Linked DNA regions of Homo sapiens: region 2 is linked to region 1. A link is an interaction called in ENCODE POLR2A ChIA-PET data of the cell type or tissue named here. Cell type or tissue: HCT116. All regions are shown on one strand. Each heading gives the region's core, and the rest is flanking DNA. Links, peaks and the distances in the headings are about the cores only. Region 1 overlaps BLACAT1 (BLACAT1 overlapping LEMD1 locus). Region 2 overlaps SLC60A1 (solute carrier family 60 member 1).

The links. Peaks named below come from ENCODE experiments on the same cell type or tissue, not always from the same donor. Only the 100,000 strongest peaks of a DNase experiment are listed, where the experiment ranks them.
Region 2: POLR2A ChIA-PET joins it to region 1 with 5 read pairs; 4 of 35 experiments call an interaction of 5 or more read pairs at or near these places.

The regions. Positions count from the first base shown.
Region 1 is chr1:205,448,590-205,451,487 of GRCh38, forward strand. All of the region lies in intron 1 of BLACAT1 (BLACAT1 overlapping LEMD1 locus), which reads right to left. It also overlaps a transcript of LEMD1 not described here. Among named protein-coding and RNA genes, the nearest start is that of MIR135B, 1.6 kb to the left of the region's middle. RefSeq lists a silencer at 1,394-1,603. In HCT116, for the core only: no CTCF peak of the experiment used is centred there; DNase peaks (open chromatin) are centred at 1,632 and 2,042; H3K4me3 peaks cover 2,455 bases; H3K27ac peaks cover 2,393 bases.
Region 2 is chr1:205,587,637-205,590,534 of GRCh38, forward strand. All of the region lies in intron 6 of SLC60A1 (solute carrier family 60 member 1), which reads left to right. All of the region lies in intron 1 of LOC124904491 (a long non-coding RNA gene), which reads right to left. Among named protein-coding and RNA genes, the nearest start is that of SLC60A1-AS1, 20 kb to the left of the region's middle. In HCT116, for the core only: a CTCF peak has its summit at 1,237 (motif pointing right); no DNase peak of the experiment used is centred there.

The sequences.
Region 1 (2,898 bases), core at 92-2,591:
AGTTCTTGCCCTACAAAGGCCTCACACAATGGTCCTCACTCCAGGGTATGAGGAGGGGTGGCTTCCTGGCCATAAAGGACCTCCTCAAATTCCCTTAATTAGCTTCCAGCCCCCTGCCCAGGGTCCTTAACTACCCCTTCCCTAGAGAATAAGGCCGGATCTTTTCAAGGCTGCTGCTGCCAGTACCCAGGATGGGGGGCCCCAGGTTAGGCTCCCTCTTTACAAAGCTTAACTCTTTCTAGTCCAGCCACTGGAAGCACAGAGGGCAAAGGAGGGTCTGGGTAAAGGAGGGCAGCGATGAGGACCTACCCTTTGTTTAGAGGGGTTAAATAGGTTTCTTGAGTGCCCCCAGGGGTGGGGGCTGGGCCAACCTACCCAGACCAGTCTGGGTGGTTACCGACAACACCCATTCTTGCATAGTTTAGAGGAGAGTGAGATCTCTGTCTCCAGACCTGGTTGGAGTCAGAAAGAGGGCTTCAGCTGAAACCTCCCCAAGCTGAGGGCAGCTCACTCTGGAGCCATCCCTGACAAGGCTGTGGGAGGGGTGCGCAGTGCCCTGCCGCTCTCATTGGCAGGACATGGGGGTTAGCACAGACATCTCTAGGACTGGATTGAAGAGCTGAGTTAAGGCGAACCAAGGTCTCAGGGCCCTGGAAAAGGTGTGTTCTAATCACAAGTGCTATTTCCCCACCCGCTCCCATGACGGGTCAGCTGCAGGCATCAGCTTCAGAGAAGTGGGCTTCTAGGGCTCCTGCTAGCCCAGGCTCAGGAAAGCCCCAGGGGCCTCAGACCTCTCCCAGGGGCCCCCAAGAAGATGGTAAGAGGCCCCAGGCCCAGATCAGGCCCTGCCTCTGCCAGGGAGTAGCTGCCTCTCCCACCCCAACTGTACCCTCAGCCCCAGGGCAACACTTGCTGGCTCCCTGCACAACCCTGGTAGAAGCAACCTGTTTTCACTGGACAGGAATCCTGCATTCCCCAACAACAGCACAGCACAGCACAGCACACAGCACACAGCACAGCACAGCACGCCCCTCCACACACTCCAGACATGCCCAACCTTCAGGGCCAAACAACCAGGCATCCTGCGGCCTCCCACCTGAACTTTGGGCCATCTGCCCCAGCCCCAACCCCCTCTGGTTCTCCTTTCCTTCCTCTCTCATGGGCCCCCAGAACCCCAGACCCAGGCCCTGCATAAAGCCATGGACTCTAGGCAGAATGCCCTCAGCTCCCTCCCAAGGGATGCTGGGCCAGGGGCTGGGGGTCCCAGGGGCTGCTCACCTGGCGGACTCAACAAGGCCCCCTTTCCCTCGCAGTCCGCCTCACAATTCCCCGCAGAGCCACTTCCTGCCTTCCAGGCAGCCACTCACTCCTCCACTCACCCCGAGAAGCTCCACGCCCCAGCGAGGGCAGGCCTCCTCCCTCCCCCTGCCCGCCCACCACCGGCCAGGGCTGAGCTGTACCCAACTCAACTTGACTCACTTGTGACCGGCCCCTCCCCCAGCCCTGAGGACGGTGGGGGTGGGGGTGGGGGCGGGCTGGGCAGGCGGGGCAGCCAGGTATTCCTTCAACCCTGACTTGGGCCTGAGTAACAAAGGTCTCATTGAGCCTCTGGCTGTCTGGTCGGTGAAGCACAAACCTCTTGTATCTACTGGCTTTTGATCTCACTCCCTCTGAACCAGCCATGTATTACTCACGTCCCCCTGCCGGGCTATTGGTGCAGAGGGGCTGTTTGGTCCCTCCCTCCCTCCCCATCTCCTTTCTCTCCTTCCTTCCCCTGCCGCTCCCCTCCAGCTTTTTTATAGTTTAATTTTTGGCAGGAGACCTGAGACGGCTCCCTGCAGGCCCCCCTCTCCTGCCTGGCCCCCCTCCCCTTCTCCGCAGCCCTGGTTCCTCTCCTCACCCATACCCCTATTCTGCTCCCACCACTCCCCTGCCCTGGGAGGACAAGGTCAGCACTTATCTGTCCTTCCATTTCCTTTCTCAGACCTGCTCGAGCCTGGCCCCCTCCACCCACCCTCACCCAGTCCTGCGCTCGGATTCCCAGCCATAGCCTGCCAATCCCAGCTGCCTATCCCTGGGCACATGAAGGGCTCAGCCCCTGGCCTGCCTACCAATCCCAGCCCACCTGACAAGCCCCAAGTAAGCTGTGGAAGTAGGGCATCTCTCTCTAAGGTGTGTCTGGGCCAGAGGGACTGGGCTGGGGATGGAGGTGGGGACAGCCATCATGTCTCAGGCTGGAGTGAACCTCACTTGAAATATGGAGAAAGAGGAAGCAGGTCAAGCCTCACCTCCTTTCCCGAGGAAAACCCTGCTTCCTCCAATCCCGAGAACCTGGGCAGTGAAAGGCCACTGCTGGGCGAGAACCTCGAGGACTCCCTCTCCTCAAGATGGGGCCATGCCCACGATTCCTGTCTCCTCTGGGGCCACCACAACCTTTCTGCAGCTTGCTGGTGGTGAGAACTGGGGCCCAGCAGCCCAAGGGGCCCAAGGGATATCCACTGTGTATAAGGGCCACCTCACAGGGCCACTGGAACATTTTCTCTTTAGCTTCCCCTGGCTCTGTCCCCCAGGATCCCTTTCCTCCCTTTCCTCCTTGGCCACTCCAGGGAGAGAGGCAGTCACCTTTGAGGTCTGAGCTCTCCCCAGAAATGCCAACAGATGCTAAGAATTCCCATGGTGGCCAATTCTAGAGCCTTGCCCATCCCCCACACCTACCACCAGTGGCCTCCTCTCCACTTCAGGAGTTTCCACCCCTCCCTAGCCCTCAGGTACTCCCATTCAGCCGGATTTGGGAAACTTCTGCCCCAACAGAGGCCCCATTCTTCCTGCCGCAGGCTCCCATTGTCCCTCATGACTCCACACATTCTTGGGCCTCTGATGAGAAGTGGAGACAGCCAC
Region 2 (2,898 bases), core at 135-2,634, 140 kb after region 1:
AGGAGGAGGAGTCTGTGAAAATACCATTGTGAGAGAGTAACCGAGTGAGGAAGGCCCTGACAGAGGGGAGGTGGGATGGAGAGCGGGAGTGGAGGAGGCTCTAAGCTCAGCAAGGAGGAAGGCCCCTGTCCATGGAGTTGGGGCGAAACGATGTCAAAGGGGAAAGGTTCCAGAAGAGGAAGGGCACAGACATGGGGCCAGCCCTGGCTTCCCTGTCTAGGTCAGACACAAGGCCAATTGCTAAGACAGAGGAGAGTGGGTGGAAATCTGGGTTTGGGAAAATAAAGGTCTGAAGCATCCACATATGTTAGGCATTGCCCATAGACACTCACCTGGAGTGCTGGGTTTTAAAAAGGAAAATCAGGTTCCTGGGCCCAACCCAGACTGAGTGAATCCGAATGTCCAGGAGGAGGCATAGCAATCTATAAATTAAACAAATACCCCAGGGGAATTACATCATCCAGCAAGCTCAGGAAAACACTGTCCTAGAACAAGTGACTCCCAAATACATTAGATTCACTGGAGCTGCTTTTTGAAAATAGGATCATGAAAAGGCCAGGCGCGGTGGCTCACACCTGTAATCCCAGAACTTTGGGAGGCCGAGGCGGGTGGATCATGAGGTCAGGAGTTCGAGACCAGCCTGACCAACATGGTGATACCCCATCTCTACTAAAAATACAAAAATTAGCCGGGCGTGGTGGCGCCTGCCTGTAATCCCAACTACTCAGGAGGCTGAGGCAGGAGAATCACTTGAACCTAGCAGGCAGAGGTTGCAGTGAGCTGAAATGGTGCCACTGCCCTCCAGCCTGAGAGACAGAGCAAGACTTCAAATCAAAAAAAAAAAAAAAAAAAAAGAAAGAGAAAATAGGATCATGGACCCCTACCCCAGAGATTCTAATTTAGGAGGTATGGAGAAGAGCCTGGGCCTCTGGGTTGTTTTGGAAGCTTTCCAGCTGCTTTTGTGGGCACCCTGTTTGGGAACTGCAGCTGAGTGGCCCTGAGCAAGCCTCTCCTGTGTAGATGTGAAGTGCCTGTGTCATATTCACTGTGACTACTTCCGAGTATTCCTCTCTAGGTTAAATTAATGGCCACCCTGTTCTCAGCATTCTCCTGGAGCTCAACAGCTACTTCCTGACTTAGTATGTTTGTGCTATGTGCAAAGCCCTGCTGCAAACTGCAGGCCGCCAAGTTCTGGAAGACAAGGTTCTTGCTTCCAGGGAGCTTACGGCCGGCCAGAGGAGGGCAGTGTGCCCCAGCACAGATGGAGGGTGAGGGTGTAGGCAGTGGGGATGCAGGCTCAGTACCAGACTGAGTCACTGGCTGAGGCAGGGGCCACACTGCGTGGGAAGAGAGTTGGTGGAGCTGATAGTTCGTCCTGGTTAGTCTTCTATCACCAAGGCTAAAATAAGACTCGGGTGTCTTTCAAACTTCCCCAAATTTAGGGATTTTCAGGGTGACGGTCTTTGAGGCATGGCTGGAAATGCATGTGGTTTGTACATGGGGTAGCCAGGTGGAAGAAGAGGAGCAGGAGTGGCGGCTTCCAAACCCCGGCATCTGTCCCAGGCTCCTAAGTTGAACACTGAATATTAAGAAGGTGCCAGCCCCTGAAGGCAGGAGGTGAGCAGGCCTGGCTGAAGTTCAAAGGCCCGTGTTCAAAGGCCTGGGTTAGGGGCTAGGAGGCTAACTTGGGGGGAGCACGGTAGGCAGGGTGGGGGATCGGGAGCAGAAAAAGATGAGGATGGGGAAGTAAACAGGGGCTACATCCTCAGGGTTTTGTAAGGTGGGCTTTGAATTTTATTCTAAGTGGGCAGGAAGCCAATAGGTTTTAAGCAGGTCTGCGTTGCATTTTCTTTTTTCTTTTTATTTTTTTGCATCTCACAGATACATTTATTCATGCTATGAAGTAAACGACACTTATACAGGTGCCCCGTGATGTTTCACATTTCCATCTAACATAGCTTGCATTGCATTTTTAAAATTTATTATTGTTTTTTTTAGAGAGACAGGGTCTCACTATGTTGCCCAGGCTGGTCTTGAACTCCTGGGCCCAAGCGATCCTTCCTGCCTCAGCCTACCAAAGTGGTAGAACTAGACAGGAGCCACCATCTCCAGCCACTTGCACTGCATTTTAAAAGTGCACTCCAGTGTGGAAGAACAGACTGTAGCTGGCAAGAGTCAAACACAGACTGTCTGTTATTGTAGTCCAGGCGCAAGAGGGAGGTGGCTGGGATGGGGTGGTCTGGATGGATCTGGAGCAGTACAAGGATCGAACATGTTTTTTGAGATGGTGTGGACAGGACTTGTTGCTGACCCAGGTGTGGGAGGTAAGGAAAGGAGGAATCAAGGACCTTAGACACAGGACTTGAGCAACTGCATGACTGGGATGCCCTCACTTGATGTGTGCAGGAGTAGGATTGGCAGAGGAAATTAAGAGTCTAGTTTGGGCCACATGGTTAGTCATCCAGGGACTGACTATATCCAAGGGGCAGCTTTAGGTGCAAGTCCGGAGTCCTGGACACAGCTCATGGCTAGAGGGATAGATACAAGCATGCCTGCTGTAGAGGCAGGTGAAACGTGGAGCAGGGCACTGCGGACATGGAAGAGCCAGAAGAGAATCCTGGGCCACCCCAACATTGAGAGAGTGAACAGAGGGGAAAGCAAGAACAAATGGATCTCAGGGACCATGTTCTGTGCCAAAGAAAGACATGACCTTTGGAACCATAGTTATGCTATGACTTTCATATTTTTACTGCATGAAAGAAGTCTTTTGTCTTTCCATTTCCATTCTGAAGGGAATGTGTTTCTCTCCTTCGGCCACTGTTTTGTGGCTGATCCCTCCCCAGGGAAGGAAGTCTGTCTGGGTAAGGCCTCTGAGCCTCGAGACCACCTTCCACCTAA